Regions from separate parts of the Homo sapiens genome. Here region 2 is linked to region 1. Evidence: read pairs that join two places in POLR2A ChIA-PET (ENCODE). Cell type or tissue: MCF 10A. All regions are shown on one strand. Each heading gives the region's core, and the rest is flanking DNA. Links, peaks and the distances in the headings are about the cores only.

Region 1 (4,380 bases), core at 297-4,296:
CAGATATGTGTGTACACTTCTGACTGGTGATCAGGGCCCGGCCCACGGCCCTGAGCGGCTGCAGCCTGCTTTGGGACGATGGTCAGGTCCCATGTTGTCCCTGCTGCCTCCCTCTGGAGTGGCCACTTGGCCAAAGCGCCCATCCACATCTGGAAAGTCGGAGCCGCAGCCTGCTGCACCGTTTCCGCTCTGGGATCTTGTGAGTTACTTTTTTAGGCTGTGGTTTGGTGAAAGGAACCAACACATTAACGATTTTTCCCCCAGAAGCCACTGAATAATTCTTTTTGGTGTATTTTTGCCTTCCTGTTGGCTGTCTGGCCTTGGAGCAGGTCGGGAGAGTAGAGTACATAATCAGTGCCACACAGAGGCAGGGCGTGTCTGAGAGACTAATGCCTGTCCTGCCTCTGGCCTGTGTCCTGGGTGTGTACCATACCTGCTGGGCCAGTCCCACACATTTCCACCCTGCCCCTGGAGCAGCAGCTTTGATACCATGGGTGTCCCTTGAGTCTGAGCTAGAGTGTGTCCCCGATAAACTGTGAGACCTCCCTGTTCTTGGTGACCCCAGTTGGGCTTTGGCCCCTCCAGCAACCTTGTGTCCCAGCCCTGCCCTTCTTCCCACCCCCTCAATCTGCTAGTCCCTGAAGCCTTTAACCAAACGGGAGTGGGCACAGAAAGCCTTCTCCTGGCAACAGGACAAGGGCTGCCCGCGTGTCCAGCCCTGTTGCTCTCCTGGCGCTGAGAGGTGGGTCCAAGCAGAGTTGATCAGTCCCTGCCTGCCCTGCCTAGGTCTAGCCAGGGGAGGTTGTGTGTGTGGGAGAAGACCCCGGGATCTGCTGGGGTGGGATGGAGGTTATTAAAGATCTAAGTGAGGAGGGGCTGGGGTTTGGATGCGGGGTGAGGCCCGAGCGCTCACACTTCGTGTAGGGCGGGCAGGGGCCTGACCTCTTGCAGGGCAGTGGCCTTGGTGCCCTACCCCTGCCCTGCGCAGTATTTATTGCTAAATTATTGTCCAGGAGGGGCAGCACTGGGCCTGGCCCCCCGGGTATTTATTGCTGTACATAGTGTATGTTTGTGATATATAAGGTTTTCTTTATTTTGTATATGATCAATAAACCTTTTAAAGAGACTGGCAGGTGCTTCTTTGGGGCGACGCGGCGGGCGGAGCCGGAAGGGGTGGGTGGGGGCGGGGCCCATCTTGCGCATGCGCCCTGAGCGCGGCCTGCCGTGTGAGGCGGAAGCGGAAGAGCAGGTCTCCAGGGGAGCGATGGCAGCCGGGGGTCTGAGCCGCTCCGAGCGCAAAGCGGCGGAGCGGGTCCGGAGGTTGCGGGAGGAGCAGCAGAGGGAGCGCCTCCGCCAGGTACGCCGCCGCCGCTCCCCGGCCCGGCCATGCCCGGCCCGCGCCGCCGCTCACCGTCCGCCTGCCCGCAGGTGTCGCGCATCCTGAGGAAGGCGGCGGCGGAGCGCAGCGCCGAGGAGGGCCGGCTGCTGGCCGAGAGCGCGGACCTGGTAACGGAGCTGCAGGGCCGGAGCCGGCGGCGCGAGGGCCTGAAGCGGCGGCAGGAGGAGGCGAGTTCCGCGTGCGGCGCGCGGGCGCCCCCGGTTTCGGGAGCAGCTGGGGCGACGGGCGGTCCCGGGTGGGGCGGCCCGGGGCGGTGACCACCCTGGCGTCTTGGCAGGTGTGCGACGACCCGGAGGAGCTGCGGGGGAAGGTCCGGGAGCTGGCCAGCGCCGTCCGGAACGCCAAATACTTGGTCGTCTACACAGGCGCGGGAATCAGCACGGTAGGGAGGGAGGCGGAGGCGTACCCCAGGACGGAGTATGAGCTCCAGTAATCGCGAAAAACTCGCCTTTAAAGCAGCTCTAAGGTTTTTTCTCTTAAAGAAACGAAATGACCAAAACTTACCTAAGGTAAACGCTTTTTAAACGCTTGGCCTCTGTGTTACAGCCAGTTAAAAAAAACAAGGAGTAGAGATACGAATGGGGTGTAGTAGCCGACTGCTCGCAGGCACCCCCAGGTTATGTGGACAGAGCTAAGCCCAAAGTTGTGATTTTCCACTCTGTTCTGTCCATGTCGAGGGAAGATAAGTAGAAAGTGACACAGTAAGAGCCAGAATACACCAGGTGAAGGAGAGAATTGCATTGTGTTTTGAGAAGTTTCACTGACAAGTTATCCTGGGCTGTGGGACATCACTAGCTTTGAAAGTGTAGCTGGCACCTCGTCCATCTAATTTGATGGGTGTGTGTGGGGTGTTGGGCACGCGTCGGCCTAGCAGATCTGAACCCAGGTGATTTCTGTTCTCAGGAAGCTTTTAGGTGACAAGGATCAGGCATGTGAACAAATAACCATACTGTAAAGCTGGCTGTGCTGGGTCGCTAGAGCAAACTCAGACACACACTCTGCGCTCTTGGAGTTGGGAAACCCACCTGCGTTGGCTTTTTGTGGGAGGTGGCCTTGATTGGGCCTTGAAGGATGGGTGAGATTTACAGAAGGTTGGAATGAGGCACTCCAAGCAAAGAACAGCAGAGGCTCAGCAGCAAGAATGCAAAAAGGGAGTTCACTACTGACTCAAATACCCGGAGCCCTGGGGTTTAGTCTCCTCCCTCCACAAGTCACATGTAAAAGTCCAGTCATGCTGGGCGCGGTGGCTCATGCCTATAATCCTAGCACTTTGGGAGGCCGAGGTGGGCGGATCATGAGGTCAGTAGTTCAAGAACAACCTGGCCAACACGGTGAAACCCTGTCTCTACTAAAAATACAAAAATTAGTCGGGCATGGTGGCGGGCACCTGCAATCCCAGCTACTCGAGAGGCTGAGGCAGGAGAATCACTTGAAACTGGAAGGCGGAGGTTGCAGTGAGCCGAGATCATGCCACTGCATTCCAGCCTGGGCGAAAGAGCTAAACTCCGTCTCTCAAAAAAAAAAAAAAAAAAAAAAGTCCAGTCATGTAATTATGTAACAGTCACGTGACCTGTTATGGAACTTCCAATGGCAACTAAAAGCACATGCAGCTAGTGGATTTCATCGGAGTGTTTGAGGTTCCCGTCTTGAATGTGACTGTCGGAACTACTGTCCGGGGGGGTGGTGCATTTTTCTGAGTTTAAGCAGGAGTCGGGAGTCCCCAAAAGGGAACACAAGACACCTTGATCCTGGCATATCTTGTGTGCCCTCTGTGGGCCTCAGTTTGTTTCACAGGATTGAAAACCTGGGAAGTTAGATGCTCATCTCATCTGAAGAAGTTGTTCTGCCTTTGTTAAGGTGGAGCGGGAATAGTCAGCACTGGGACATGAGAATGGACAGTCGCCTGGACCCACCTAGGGATTCACCATTTGCTAAATGTGTGAGCTGTGGGCTCGGCCCTGGGGGCACTTTAGGAACATGACTAGTCTTCCCCTGCAGTGTGGAGGACACATGTGCCACAGAGCCCAGCTTTGTGCTCGGTGCCAGAGAGGCTTCCGGAGGCAGGCAGGGCTGCGTGCAGCCTGGAAGGATGAGCCAGGCCAGGCGGGAAACGGAAGTCCAGGTAGAAGGGAGGAGCCGAATTGGGGTACACTCCATATGGGCTCAGGCAGGTCAGCCTGTGGAATGAATAGAGGCCAACATGCAGGCCAGCCCGGAATGCGGCAGGAGTGACAGTGGCTTTCCGTTTCTGGGAATTCTGCCAGTACCTACAGTGGTGCCTTTTGACTTGGCTTACCTTTTTTCTCGACATGCAGGCAGCGTCTATCCCAGACTACCGGGGCCCTAATGGAGTGTGGACACTGCTTCAGAAAGGGAGAAGCGTTAGGTAAGCGGGCCAGGCATGGCCTCCCACATAGGCTGGGCAGCGGCAGCACGGGCCTGAGCTCCAGCTCTCCTCACCTTGCCTTCCTTTCTGCCTGGCAGTGCTGCCGACCTGAGCGAGGCCGAGCCAACCCTCACCCACATGAGCATCACCCGTCTGCATGAGCAGAAGCTGGTAAGAGCCCTGGGTGGCTGGTACACTTGCCAGGGACCAGGCAGAGCACCTTGGTGCCCAGTGGGCAACTAACTGCACCCGCCCTCTGTCTGCCAGTTGACTCCCATGATGAGCACCCACCAAGCGGGTTAGGCCGCGGGTTTGATCCTCCTGTGCTTGACTCTCCAGGACAGAAGGGGAGCTCCCCCTCTGAACCATCCCATCCGCAGCCAGCCTCAGCCTCAGAGCTGCTGGTGGCCTTTCCCCTTTGTGATTCCCTTGCATTTTTCTGTGGACCTCAGAAGCCATCCTAGTCACAGGGGAGGCTTATAGGACATCTCTGGGGACCTTCTGCTGAACACCCTCAACCAATGGGGTGTAGTGGTTGATCTGCCTAGGTCCCCAGGGACCTGAAATGTCATGACCCAAGAGAGCATGGATCTGG
Region 2 (4,380 bases), core at 193-4,192, 220 kb before region 1:
GTAAGGAGCCACCAAACCGCCTCCCATGCCCACCAGCTGCGCACGAAGGTTCTGATTTCTCCACATCTGCACCAGCACTTGCTATTTTCTGTCGGGGTTTTTTTTAATTAAGAATACTTTTATTGCATATCTTTAAAAACTTTATTTTTTTTATATTTAAAAAAATTTCTTTTAAAAATAGAGGTGGGATCTCACTGTGTTGCCCACGCCAGTATCCAACACCTGACATCAAGGATCCCCCCCACCCGGCCTCCCAGTGTGCTGGGGTTACAGGTGTGAGCCACCGCACCCAGCTGTTTTCTATCCTGTTGATCCCAGCCAACCTAGTGGGTGTGAGGCGGGATCCCATAGTGGGCTTGATTTTACATTCTCCTGGTGACCAATGGTGTTGAGTGTCTTCAGGAGGTTTTTGCCCACACGTGCATCTTCTGACTTCATGGCTTTTAAATTCAGGTGTTTATAAACCAAGGGAAACACGTTCATTTCCAAGTGTCATCTTTGGGTTCTTTTATTGCGTAGAAGAAACTGATGCTTTACTTGAGGGCCCATCTCGGGATGTCCACAGGGCAGAGCTAATCCTGCGATGCTCCTCAGATGTTGATCATAAGCAATATGTTCATCATGGCTAACTTCAAGTTAATTGATAAAAAAGCTTTAAAATTTTTCTGTTTTGACCAGGCACATGGCTCACACCTGTATTCCCAGCACTTTGGGAGGCCAAGGCGGGCAGATCACCTGAGGTCGGGAATTCGAGACCAGCCTGACCAACATGGAGAAACCCCGTCTCTACTAAAAATACAAAATTAGCCGGGCGTGGTGGCGCATGCCTGTAATCCCAGCTACTTGGGAGGCTGAGGCAGGAGAATTGCTTGAACCCAGGAGGTGGATGTTCTGGGGGTGTCGAGATCGCGCCACTGCACTCCAGCCTGGGGGACAAGAGCGAAACTCCATCTCAAAAAAAAAAATGTCTGTTTCAATTTCCAATATGTGAAATGTCAACAGTTATAAACACCCTCCAAAAACCTTGTTGGAATCCTCAGTGAGTTTAACGAAACTGATTTGTAATCCTGGGAAATGTTATTTCAGTAATTATGTCTTCTGATGTGTCTGCTTAGAGAAGGAGCAGATCTTTACATAACATAACATGAATGGAATTGATGAAAGGATCTCGTTTGATGTGGGGTCATTTCTAAGTAAGCTAGCATGCCGAAGCTTTGAGTAGAACCATCATTTTTAAGTTGTTATACTTAAGCTTTTGCTTCTTTTGTTTGTTTGTTTGCTTGCTTTTTGAGATGGAGTTACCCAGGATGGAGTGCAGTGGCATGATCTCGGCTCGCTGCAACCTCTGCCTCCCGGGTTCAAGCAATTCTTCTGCCTCAGCCTCCCGAGTAGCTGGGATTACAGGTGCCCACCACCACGCCCAGCTAATTTTTGTATTTTTAGTAGAGACGGAGTTTCACCATGTTGGCCAGGCTGATCTCGAACTCCTGGCCTCAAGTGAGCAACCTGCCTCAGCCTCCCAAAGTGCTGGGATTACAGACGTGAGCCTCCGCACCTGGCAAGTTTTTGCTTCTTCTTTGTGCCTGCCACAGAAAGGGCGTCTGGGTGCTTCTGTTAGCGAATGTGCTTGCTGCCCCCGCTGTGAGGACAGCAAGGGCTGTGTGTGGCAGGGGCGTGGCATTGTGTGTGCAAGAGCTCTACCGAAATGCTGTGTGTCACAGTTCACTGTTGTCCGGCCCTCCCCAAGTTCTCGATGTAATGGAAGTTACTTTGGTTTTGAAAAGGAACATGCTGTTCTTTCTGAGTGTTTGCATTCAACACAAGAGGAATCCAGAAGTGATGCACAGAGAACAAACTCTGTCCCCATCCCATTCCCAGGGTGGCTGTTGCACCACGCCCTCCCTCCTGCCCCTGAGGCCCGGAAGCCAGGCGAGGAGCCCAGGAGGCCTTTGGATCGCAGCCCACCTTTGGGACAGGTGCAGCCCCATTTTACATCTCAGGTAACACCCCTTCATCTAAGACATGCATTTTTAAAAATATTTCCCTAATTGTGTCGTTTTCATTACAGAAACTTCAGATTACAATAAACACAATATAAAAAGCCTCCAATTTTCAGGATCCAGATATAGTTATTAGTAACATTTCAATGTGTTTTCTGCTGGGTTTTTGTTTTGTTTTGGTTTGGTTTTGGTTCTCATTTGTTTGTTTGTTTTTTGAGACAGTCTTGCTCTGTTGCCCAGGCTTGAGTGCAGTGGTGCAATCTCGGCTCACTACAACCTCCCCCTCCCGGTTCAAGCAATTCTCCTGAGTCAGCCTTCCGAGTTGCTGGGATTACAGGCATGCACCAACACGCCTGACTAATTTTTGTATTTTTAGTAGAGATGGGGTTTTACCATATTGGCCAGGCTGGTTTCAAACTCCTGACCTCAGGTGATCCACCCGCCTCTGCCTCCCAAAGTGCTGGGATTACAGGCATGAACCACCGCGCCCAGCCCCCATTTTTTTTTATTTTTTCATTACAAATTGTATCATGTATATGTTTTACTATAGCTTTACATATCTGGGTACTATTTTTTTAATCTGGTATGATAAGTGAAAAAAAAACCAAAAACTTCTATTTTTTTTTTTTTTTTTTTTTTTTGAGACAGGGCCTGGCTCTGTCACCCAGAACCCAAAAACTTCTTTTTTTTTTGTCCTTTGAGACAGGGCCTGGCTCTGTCACCCAGGCTGGAGTGCAGTGGTGCAATCACAGCTCACTGCAGCCTCGGCTTCCTAGGCTCAAGTGATCCTCCCACCTCAGCCTTCCAAGTAGCTGGGACCACAGGTGTGTACCACCATGCCTAATGGCTAATTTTTATATTTTTTGTTTAAATGGAGTTTTGCCATGTTGCCCAGGCTGGTCTTGAACTCCTGGGCTCAAGCGATCTGCCCACCATGGCCTCTCAAAGTACTGGGATTATGGGCATGAGTCAGTGCACCCAGCCACAACTTGTATCTTTAAAAAGATAGCAAGATGGCCAGGTGCGGTGGCTCACGCCTATAATCCCAGCACTTTGGGAGGCCGAGGCGGGTGGATCATGAGGTCAAAAGTTTGAGACCAGCCTGACCAACATGGTGAAACCCCGTCTCTACTAAAAATACAAAAATTAGCCGGGCATGGTGGCACTCGCCTGTAATCCCAGCTGCTGGGGAGGCTGAGGCAGGAGAATTGCTTGAACCCAGGAGGCAGAGGCTGCAGTGAGCCGAGATGGCACCACTACACTCCAGCCTGGGCGACAGAGCAAGACTCCGTCTCAAAAAAAAAAAAAAAAAAGCAAGGTTGTCTCTACAGAAAGATAAAAATAAAAATAAATTACCCATTTGTGGTAGTCCACACCTTGTAATCCCAGACTCAGGAGGTTGAGGTGAGAGGACTGCTTGAGCCCAGGAGTTCAAGACCCGCCAGAGCAACACAGCGAGACCCCGTCTCTACCAAAAAACAAAGAAGGAAGGAAATTTCTTATATCCTTAGTGGCATTAAATGCTTTAATCTATTTATTGGCCATTTATAGTTCTTCTTCTGTGGGTGATTTATGTGTGTTCCTTGCTAATTTTCCGTAACCTCAGAGCCAGTCCCGAATTCCCACTGCATCTGGCTCTTGTGTTTTCATCCTTTAACCCAGAACACTCCCTCCGCCTTTCCGTGTCTTTTTGAAAAGTCAGGCAGTGTTTTGTAGACTGTGGATCTGTCTCATGTTGCAGCCTTGAGAAGTTCAGCTTCTGCATTGATTTTGGGGTTTTCTACACAGTTCCAATGAGTTGTCTGTTCCTGAAATGGTACTATACCGCTTTAAATACTGTGGCTTTGTGACCTATTTTAATATCTGTTAGAGCAAGCTTGACCTTATTTCTGTTCCTTTACAAAATTTTCTTGGCTATCCTTTCTTATTTATTCTTTTTTTTTTTTTTTTTTTTGAGACAGAGTCTCGCTCTGTCACCCAAGGCTGGAGTGCAGTGGCGTAATTTGGGCTCACTGCAACCTCCGCCTCCCGAGTTCACGCCATTCTCCTGCCTCAGCCTCCCAAGTAGCTAGGATTACAGGCGCCCGCCAGCATGCCTGGCCTTATTTTTTGTATTTTTTGTAGAGATAGGGTTTCGCCATGTTGCCCAGGCTGGCCTTGGATTCCTGAACTCAAGTGATCCTCCTGCCTCAGCCTCCCAAAGTGCTGGGATTACAGGCATAAGAAATAACTCTTAAAACTGAGAAAAGAAAACTCTATGGAGCCAAGACTGCTTTGTGTTTCCTTTTTTATTTCTTTTTAAAATGTATTTATTTATATTTGAGACAGGGTCTTGCTCTGTCGCCCAGGCTGGAGTGCAGTGGCACAGTCTCGGCTTATT

The links. ChIA-PET counts read pairs that join two places held together with the same protein. Peaks named below come from ENCODE experiments on the same cell type or tissue, not always from the same donor. Only the 100,000 strongest peaks of a DNase experiment are listed, where the experiment ranks them.
Region 2: POLR2A ChIA-PET joins it to region 1 with 5 read pairs; 3 of 35 experiments call an interaction of 5 or more read pairs at or near these places.

Annotation. Positions count from the first base shown.
Region 1 is chr17:81,915,016-81,919,395 of GRCh38, reverse strand. It overlaps SIRT7 (sirtuin 7), which reads left to right and starts at 1,220. Exons shown (of 10, transcript NM_016538.3): 1 at 1,220-1,357; 2 at 1,429-1,566; 3 at 1,677-1,781; 4 at 3,715-3,785; 5 at 3,884-3,956. The coding sequence starts at 1,265. MAFG (MAF bZIP transcription factor G) reads left to right here. Exons shown (of 3, transcript NM_002359.4): 3 at 1-1,126. RefSeq lists enhancers at 971-1,020, 1,139-2,035 and a silencer at 1,151-1,620. In MCF 10A, for the core only: no CTCF peak of the experiment used is centred there; DNase peaks (open chromatin) are centred at 1,205 and 2,595.
Region 2 is chr17:82,131,693-82,136,072 of GRCh38, reverse strand. CCDC57 (coiled-coil domain containing 57) reads left to right here. Exons shown (of 19, transcript NM_001394669.1): 16 at 1,879-2,000. Among named protein-coding and RNA genes, the nearest start is that of FASN, 36 kb to the right of the region's middle. In MCF 10A, for the core only: no CTCF peak of the experiment used is centred there; DNase peaks (open chromatin) are centred at 1,782 and 2,292.